Regions from separate parts of the Homo sapiens genome. Here all the other regions are linked to region 1. The links are chromatin contacts, found by Hi-C or POLR2A ChIA-PET in ENCODE. All regions are on one chromosome and are shown on one strand. Each heading gives the region's core, a stretch centred on a gene start or an enhancer-like site at or near the end of the contact. The rest is flanking DNA. Distances are from core to core; before and after follow the strand shown. Region 1 overlaps USP4 (ubiquitin specific peptidase 4). Region 2 overlaps RHOA (ras homolog family member A). Region 3 holds the start of GPX1 (glutathione peroxidase 1).

Region 1 (2,798 bases), core at 137-2,636:
CTGCCCTAGTGCTCAGCATTTCCCAGATTATAGTAAATTTTCTGAAGAGAAGTTTTGCTTCTGACTTGTCTGTCAAAGATAGAGTATTTTTTAATAGATAGGGTCTTGCTTTGTTGCCCAGACTGGAATGCAATGGCATGATCATAGTTCACTGCAACCTCAAACTCCTGGGATCAAGGGATCCTCTCGGCTTAGCCTCCCGAGTAGCTAGGACTGCAGGCACGTGCTGCTATGCCTGGCTTTTTCTGTTCTGTAAAGAGAAGTTCAGCCTCCCAAAGTGCTGGGATTGTAAGCATGAGCCACTGCACCCAGCCTAAGGATAGAGTTTTTTTTTTTTTAAATCTTACTGTGTTAATTTTCAAGCATATAAAAAGTATCCTTATATGCCCTTAATTTGGTTTCTTTTTGATTGAATTTACTATGAAAACTGGCAGTATTTTCTAGAACATTTTAAACATCAAATAAAATTTTTCTTTAATTTCTATCACCCTGAAATGTTGTCTGTTTAAGAAATTGACAGGTCTTGGATATCTCAAATGATTTGTATGGATTTTTGCCCTTTTTAAAAATAAATAAATAAATAGAGACAGGGTCTTGCCATGTTGACCAGGTTGATCTTGAACTCTTGGCCTCAAGCAGTCCTCCCACCTTGGCCTCCCAAAGTGCTAAGATTACAGGCATGAGCCATCAGGCCCGGCCGATTTTTGCCCTTTTAAGCTCAAGAAAATAGATAAGTTATCAATGAATAGTTACTGAGAAGAGGAGTGCCATACTATATATCTTGAGGTTCTGTGCATCAGAATTTGAATTTCAGTATTCTGTCTTACCTCCCTCAGTGCTGAGATGACTGAGTCTGCCATTGCATATCAGACCAGCCTTGGGCAGCAGACTTTCTTTATGCATAAGAGGCTAGGAAATCACATTGGACATCTCACTGGACAGGATTGAACACATGCATGCTTAAGTCTCCCATGTGGTGAATGAGAGTACCCTTGGCTGTGGTGAATCTCACTTAGTGCAGCTGCTTGAGTTCTTGGACTCCTTTGCAGCATGAGGATGAAGCTGTGTGAACCAAATCCTCTTTAGGATTAGAGAAGGGTACATTTCCTTATGGGAAGGTGAGAGACTGAGGAGCCCTCATTCTCCCTTACTGTGACTGCATTGTGGAGCAAACCTCAGTTCAGGTACCTGCTTAGGCCCTATATAATTTCTTGATGTGCCCATTGCTGGTATACAAGATCATACTTGTTTTTGCTGCCATGTTTTTCTTCTCACAGGGAAGCCAAGTTGAGATCAGATCCCATGAGGGTGAACACTGTGTGGGAACAGTACATCTTCTTAGTCATTTTCTGTATTCTAAAAATAACCCAGTATTCTATAAGGGAAATACCAGTTTTATATTTGAAACAATGGAGGAGGATTCACTTTCTTCTTTGGCTGAGCGCAGTGGCTCATGTATGTAATCCCAGCCCTTTGGGAGGCTGAGGCAGGAGGGTTGCTTGAGTCCAGGAGTTTGAGACCAGCCTGGGCAACATAAGGAGACTGTTGCTATGGATTACCAAAAAAAAAAGGTAAAAATTAAAAACTTTAAAATAAGATTTACTTTCTTCCTTATGTCCTTATATAGATTCTAGCAGATTGATGAAATTGATAGCAATTTAAAATTTGGGCAATTAGCCCTTGAATTAATTTGAAAGTAGAAATCTAAAATAAGAGCCTGAAAAATATTAAAACATGAGTTTGAAACAGAGAGGTTACACTGGCAAATTTGAAGAAACAAAATTCTCCATAGAAGGCGTAGTGAAACCAAATTGCCATTTTTCTGTTCTCATGTCCTTATATCCAGCTATTTAATTTGCATCCAGCCTTTTTGGGGAAAGTCATCTCTTATTGCCATTTTTCTTTTTTTTTTTGAGATGGAGTTTTGTTCTTGTTGCCCAGGCTGGAATGCAATGGCACGATCTCGGCCCACTACAACCTCCGCCTCCTGGGTTCAAGCAGTTCTCCTGCCTCAGCCTCCCAAGTAGCTGGGATTACAGGCATGCGCCACTAGGCCTGGCTAATTTTTTTTATTTTTAGTAGAGACGGGGTTCCACCACGTTGGTAAGGCTAGACTCGAACTCCTGACCTCAAGTGATCCACCCACCTCAGCCTCCCAAAGAGGTGGGATTATAGGCGTGAGCTACCTCGCCTGGCCTTATTGCCATTTTTCTTTGCCTTTCACTAATAATTTTTAAAATTCAGGGAAGCAGTCCAGATGTGGTGGTTCACACCTATAATCCCAGCACTTTGGGAGGCCAAGGCAGGCAGATCACAAGGTCAAGAGCTTGAGACCATTCTGGCCAACATGGTGAAACCCTGTCTCTACTAAAAATACAAAAAAATTAGCTGGGTGTGGTGGCACGCGCCTGTAGTCCCAGCTACTCGGGAGGCTGAGGCAGGAGAATTGTTTGAACCCGGGAGGCGGAGGTTGCAGTGAGCCAAGATTGTGCCACTGCACTCCAGCCTGGCGAGAGAATGAGACTCCGTCTCAAAAAAAAAAAAGAAAAAAAAAAAGAAAAAAAATGTAGGGAAGTTTATGATTTGTAAATCAAACCAGGATGCTTGAAGATGAACCTTGTGGGGTTTTTTTTGTTGTTTTTTTTTAAGAGACAGAGTCTCACTCTGTCACCTAGGCTGGAGTGCAGTGGCACGATCTCGGCTCACTGCAACCTCCGCCTCCCGGTTTCACGCAATTCTCCTGCCCCTCAGCCTCCCCAGTAGCTGGGACTACAGGCACATGCTGCCATGCCTGGCTA
Region 2 (2,798 bases), core at 147-2,646, 64 kb before region 1:
CCTAGGAATAGAATTGCAGGGTCATACCTACTCACATCCTTTGCTCATTTTTTAATTGGATTAGATTATTTGTCTTTTTATTATTGAATTGTAAGAGTTCTTTATTTTTTAATTTTTTCTATATACTGTATTTAGGCCTGGGGAGGTGGCTTATGCTTGTAATCCCAGCACTTTGGGAGGCTGAATCGGGAGGATTGCATGAGCCCAGGAGTTTGAGACCAGCCTGGGTAATATAGTGAAACGCTATCTGTATAAAAATTAGTCAGCTGTGGTGGCAGGAGCCTGGTAGTCCCAGCTACTGGAGAGGTTGAGGTGGGAGGATCGCTTGAGTTGAGCCTGGGAGGCAGAGGCTGCAGTGAGCCAATATTGCACCACTGCATTCCAGCCTTGGTGACAGAATGAGACCCTTTCTGAAAATAACTACATAATAGAGAAACACATAGATAGGTTAGATAGGTACATAGATTGGATAGATGCGTAGATAGATGGGCAGTGGCTCACGCCTGTAATCCCTCAGCACTGTGGGAGGCCGAGGCGAGTAGATCACTTGAGCTCAGGAGTTGGAGACCAGCCTGGGAAACATGGCAAAACCCTGTCTCTGCCAAAAATACAAAAATTAGCTGGGCGTGGTGGCGCATGCCTGTGGTCCCAGCTGCTGGGGAATTTGAAGTGGGAGGATCACTTGAGCCTCGGAGGTGGAGATTGCATTGAGCCAAGATCACGCCACTGCATTCCAGCCTGGGTGACAGAGTGAGACCTCATCTCAAAAAAAAAAAAAAAAAAAAAAAAGATAGATGGATAGATAAATAGCGTACTTCATGTCAGAAGGAGTTCTCTCTTTTTTTTTTTTTTTTTTTTTAAGACACAGTTTCACTCTGTTGCCCAGGCTGGAGTGCTCTGTTGCCCAGGCTGGAGTGCAGTGGTACAATCTGGGCTCACTGCAACTTCTGCCTCCTGGGTTCAAGCGATTCTCCTGCCTCAGTCTCCCGAGTAACTGGGATTACAGGTGCCCACCACCACACCCGGCTAAGTTTTGAATTTTTTGTAGAAACGGGGTTTTGCTGGGTTGGTCAGGCTGGTCTCGAACTCCTGACCTCAAGTGTTCTGCTTGCCTCAGCCTCCCAAAGTGCTGGGATTACAGGTGTGAGCTACCGTGCCCAGCCCAAAAAGAGTTCTTTATGATTTCAACCTTGCAAGAGATCCTGAGCCAGACCACCAACCTAAGCTGCTTTTTTGTAGTTGAGTCATAAGAGTTTGAGACAAGGTTCCACTCTGTCACCCAGGCTGGAGTGCAGTGATGCAATCATAGCTCACCACATCCTCCACCTCCTGGGCTCAAGCAATCCTCCCACCTCAGCCTCCTTGGTAGCTGGGACTACAGGTGCATGCTACCACAACTGGCTGATTTTTTTTTTTTTCTTTTCCTTCTTTTTTTAGAGACAGTGTCTCACTGGGGTTCCCCAGGCTGGAGTGTAGTGATGCAATCTCAGCTCACTGCAGCTTCCACCTCCAGGGCTCAGGGGATTATCCCACCTGAGCCTCCCAAGTAACTGTGATTAGCATGCACCACCGCTCCTGGCTAATTTTTTGTATTTTTAGTAGAGACAGGGTTTCACTATGTTTCCCAGGCTCGTCTTGAACTCCTGGACTCTCAAGCAGTCCACCTGTTTCGGCCTCCCAGATTGCTGGGATTATAGGCGTGAGCCACTGCGCCCGGCCCTTTTCTTTCTCCCCTCCCCTCTCATGCTTCCGTCCGTCCTTCCTTTCTCAGTGTCTCACTATGTTGTCAGGGCTGGTCTCTTAACTCCTGGGCCTGAGCATTCCTCCTGCTTCAGTCTCCCAAAGTGTTGGGATTACAGACATGAACCACTGTGCTCGGCCTCAATTGATTTTTCTTTTTTGAGACGGAGTTTCGCTCTTGTTGCCCAGGCTGGAGTGCAATGGCATGATCTCGGCTCACCACAACCTCTGCCTCCCGGGTTCAAGCGATTCTCCTGCCTCTTGCTCCTGTGTAGCTAGGATTATAGGCATGTGCCACCACGCCTGGCTAATTTTGTATTTTTGGTAGAGATGGGGTTTCTCCATGTTGGCCAGGCTGGTCTCAAACTCCTGACCTCAGGTGATCTGCCTGCCTCGGCCTCCCAAAATGCTGGGATTATAGGCGTGAGCCACCGCGCCCAGCCAAGAATGCTGTTTCTTTACAAACAAATCTAGATTGGTAAAAGAAGGAATATCCAAACTTAGAAAGATTGCAGAATGTCTACCCAAACAACCTGCCGATGACTTTTTTGGTTCTTTCCTCCCTTGGGTACTCCCTTTCATCAGTCCTTTCATTGTTTTTACCCTGCTTGACAAATTGTTTCCTTTTTTTTTTTTTTTTTTTTTGTGAGATGGAGTCTTACTCTGTCCCCCAGGCTGGTGTGCAGTGGCCCGATCTTGGCTCACTGCAAGCTCTGTCTCCTGGGTTCACGCCATTCTCCTGCCTCAGCCTCCCAAGTAGCTGGGACTACAGGTGCCTGCCACCATGCCCGGCTAGTTATTTGTATTTTTAGTAGAGATGGGGTTTCTCCGTGTTAGCCAGGATGGTCTCGATCTCCTGACCTCGTGATCCACCCGCCTCGGCCTCCCAAAGTGCTGGGATTATAGGCGTGAGCCACTGCGCCTGGCTCAATTGATTTTTTAATGTTAATATTGTATCCTGCAACCTTACTGAACTTGTTTATTCTAAAAGTTTTCTTTAGGATTTCCCACATTACAAAATCATCTCATGTGTGAATTGAGATAGTTTTACTTCTTCC
Region 3 (2,798 bases), core at 216-2,715, 44 kb before region 1:
ACTTCAGGGCTTTACTCCGTAACAGATTTTGTTGGCATAGCTCTGGGGTGGGCAGTTTTTTGAAAATGGGCTCAACCAGAAAAGCCCAAGTTCATGCAGCTGTGGCAGAGTTACAGTTCTGTGGTTTCATGTTAGTTACCTTATAGTTACTGTGTAATTAGTGCCACTTAATGTATGTTACCAAAAATAAATATATCTACCCCAGACTAGATGTAGTATTTTTTGTATAATTGGATTTCCTAATACTGTCATCCTCAAAGAAAGTGTATTGGTTTTTTAAAAAAGAAAGTGTATTTGGAAATAAAGTCAGATGGAAAATTCATTTTTTAAATTCCCGTTTTGTCACTTTTTCTGATAAAAGATGGCCATATTACCCCTTTTCGGCCCCATGTATCTCAGTACCCCATGGAGCTGGGCTAAGTAAATAGGAATTGGTTTCACGCCTGAGGCAATTAGACACTTTGGAAGATGGCATAACCTGTCTCACCTGGACTTAAGCATCTGGCTCTAATTCACAGTGCTCTTTTCTCCTCACTGTATCCAGGTTCCCTCCCAGAGGAGCCACCAGTTCTCATGGGTGGCACTCAGTCTCTCTTCTCTCCAGCTGACTAAACTTTTTTTCTGTACCAGTTAATTTTTCCAACTACTAATAGAATAAAGGCAGTTTTCTAAACTTCCTGTATCCTGTTGTTTGTGTTGCTCTCTCCAGGGCTGGGGGTAGGAGGATGCAAGGACTTCCTGGCCTAGCTCACCCTGGAGAGGTTTGTTGAGTGCAAAGGACTAGCTTGTGCCCCACCTCCCACCCACCCAGCAGCTAATCTGGTCCCTCCCAACAACATGGAAATGATTACCCTGTACCGCATTCTGGTTCAGATTTGGGGGTAGGGTGAATGCAGCCTGAGGAGGCCAGGGAGGGAGGACTCCGGCAGCGTTTCCTTGGCCTCGGCGAGCTACTGGGCTCCACTTAAGGAGGCTGGGGCAGAGCTTCCAGGACTCTGCCCGGTTAGAAAACCCGCACGAGGGCGGTGCCGCTTTGGAGACAGGGAGGAGGGAGACCGGAAGCCTAGATCCCTCTGGCTGTCCCCTGCACTGCCGGTAACATGGCACAGGAGAGGAGGGCTGTTTGTGCACGGGCAGCTCCTGCAGCTGCTGCCGTCGCCCACCAGCCTCCTATGCCAAACCCCACATCCTAACTCAGGAACCTCTGAGAAAAAACGGAGCCCTCGAGGGCCCCAGCCCTTGGAAGGGTAACCTGGACCGCTGCCGCCTGGTTGCCTGGGCCAGACCAGACATGCCTGCTGCTCCTTCCGGCTTAGGAGGAGCACGCGTCCCGCTCGGGCGCACTCTCCAGCCTTTTCCTGGCTGAGGAGGGGCCGAGCCCTCCGGGTAGGGCGGGGGCCGGATGAGGCGGGACCCTCAGGCCCGGAAAACTGCCTGTGCCACGTGACCCGCCGCCGGCCAGTTAAAAGGAGGCGCCTGCTGGCCTCCCCTTACAGTGCTTGTTCGGGGCGCTCCGCTGGCTTCTTGGACAATTGCGCCATGTGTGCTGCTCGGCTAGCGGCGGCGGCGGCGGCGGCCCAGTCGGTGTATGCCTTCTCGGCGCGCCCGCTGGCCGGCGGGGAGCCTGTGAGCCTGGGCTCCCTGCGGGGCAAGGTACTACTTATCGAGAATGTGGCGTCCCTCTGAGGCACCACGGTCCGGGACTACACCCAGATGAACGAGCTGCAGCGGCGCCTCGGACCCCGGGGCCTGGTGGTGCTCGGCTTCCCGTGCAACCAGTTTGGGCATCAGGTGCGCCGGGCGGAGCGGGGCGGGGCGGGGGCGGACGTGCAGTAGTGGCTGGGGGCGCCGGCGGTGTGCTGGTGGGTGCCGTCGGCTCCATGCGCGGAGAGTCTGGCTACTCTCTCGTTTCCTTTCTGTTGCTCGTAGCTGCTGAAATTCCTCTCCGCCCTTGGGATTGCGCATGGAGGGCAAAATCCCGGTGACTCATAGAAAATCTCCCTTGTTTGTGGTTAGAACGTTTCTCTCCTCCTCTTGACCCCGGGTTCTAGCTGCCCTTCTCTCCTGTAGGAGAACGCCAAGAACGAAGAGATTCTGAATTCCCTCAAGTACGTCCGGCCTGGTGGTGGGTTCGAGCCCAACTTCATGCTCTTCGAGAAGTGCGAGGTGAACGGTGCGGGGGCGCACCCTCTCTTCGCCTTCCTGCGGGAGGCCCTGCCAGCTCCCAGCGACGACGCCACCGCGCTTATGACCGACCCCAAGCTCATCACCTGGTCTCCGGTGTGTCGCAACGATGTTGCCTGGAACTTTGAGAAGTTCCTGGTGGGCCCTGACGGTGTGCCCCTACGCAGGTACAGCCGCCGCTTCCAGACCATTGACATCGAGCCTGACATCGAAGCCCTGCTGTCTCAAGGGCCCAGCTGTGCCTAGGGCGCCCCTCCTACCCCGGCTGCTTGGCAGTTGCAGTGCTGCTGTCTCGGGGGGGTTTTCATCTATGAGGGTGTTTCCTCTAAACCTACGAGGGAGGAACACCTGATCTTACAGAAAATACCACCTCGAGATGGGTGCTGGTCCTGTTGATCCCAGTCTCTGCCAGACCAAGGCGAGTTTCCCCACTAATAAAGTGCCGGGTGTCAGCAGAACTGTGTGTATGTCCTGTGTCATTGTCATTTGGGAATTCTTTTTCTTTTCTTTTTTTTTTTTTTTTTTTGAGACGGAGTTTTTTGCTCTATTGCCCAGGCTGGAGTGCAGTGGCGCAATCTAGGCTCACTGCAAGCTCCGCCTCCCGGGTTCACGCC

What was found. Hi-C counts contacts between places; a loop is a spot of excess contacts on that map. ChIA-PET counts read pairs that join two places held with the same protein, here RNA polymerase II (POLR2A). Pooled maps may share reads with other maps.
Region 2: a pooled map shows a loop between it and region 1 (2.0-fold over the local background). The contact joins two enhancer-like sites. A Hi-C loop is called at or near these places in 1 of 50 pooled maps. POLR2A ChIA-PET finds 5 or more read pairs at or near these places in 8 of 52 experiments (B cell, K562, PC-3 and 4 more).
Region 3: a pooled map shows a loop between it and region 1 (2.2-fold over the local background). The contact joins the promoter of GPX1 here to the enhancer-like site in region 1. A Hi-C loop is called at or near these places in 1 of 168 maps with a recorded cell type or tissue (MCF 10A) and 8 of 50 pooled maps. POLR2A ChIA-PET finds 5 or more read pairs at or near these places in 17 of 52 experiments (A673, CD4-positive, alpha-beta T cell, CD4-positive, alpha-beta memory T cell and 12 more).

What each region holds. Positions count from the first base shown.
Region 1 is chr3:49,312,644-49,315,441 of GRCh38, reverse strand. All of the region lies in intron 6 of USP4 (ubiquitin specific peptidase 4), which reads left to right. Among named protein-coding and RNA genes, the nearest start is that of USP4, 26 kb to the left of the region's middle. RefSeq lists an enhancer at 871-920. Within about 2 kb of position 1,386, at least 2 of the 41 ENCODE cell types and tissues checked have a DNase peak (open chromatin) inside an H3K27ac peak, as active enhancers do; they include GM12878, where a contact is called at or near this core.
Region 2 is chr3:49,376,232-49,379,029 of GRCh38, reverse strand. All of the region lies in intron 1 of RHOA (ras homolog family member A), which reads left to right. Among named protein-coding and RNA genes, the nearest start is that of GPX1, 19 kb to the right of the region's middle. Within about 2 kb of position 1,396, at least 6 of the 41 ENCODE cell types and tissues checked have a DNase peak (open chromatin) inside an H3K27ac peak, as active enhancers do.
Region 3 is chr3:49,357,020-49,359,817 of GRCh38, reverse strand. GPX1 (glutathione peroxidase 1) reads left to right here and starts at 1,465. Exons shown (of 2, transcript NM_000581.4): 1 at 1,465-1,791; 2 at 2,071-2,642. The coding sequence starts at 1,540. The coding sequence ends at 2,430. It overlaps RHOA (ras homolog family member A), which reads left to right. Exons shown (of 5, transcript NM_001664.4): 5 at 1-673. RefSeq lists enhancers at 572-1,180, 943-1,272, 1,181-1,789 and a silencer at 1,433-1,492.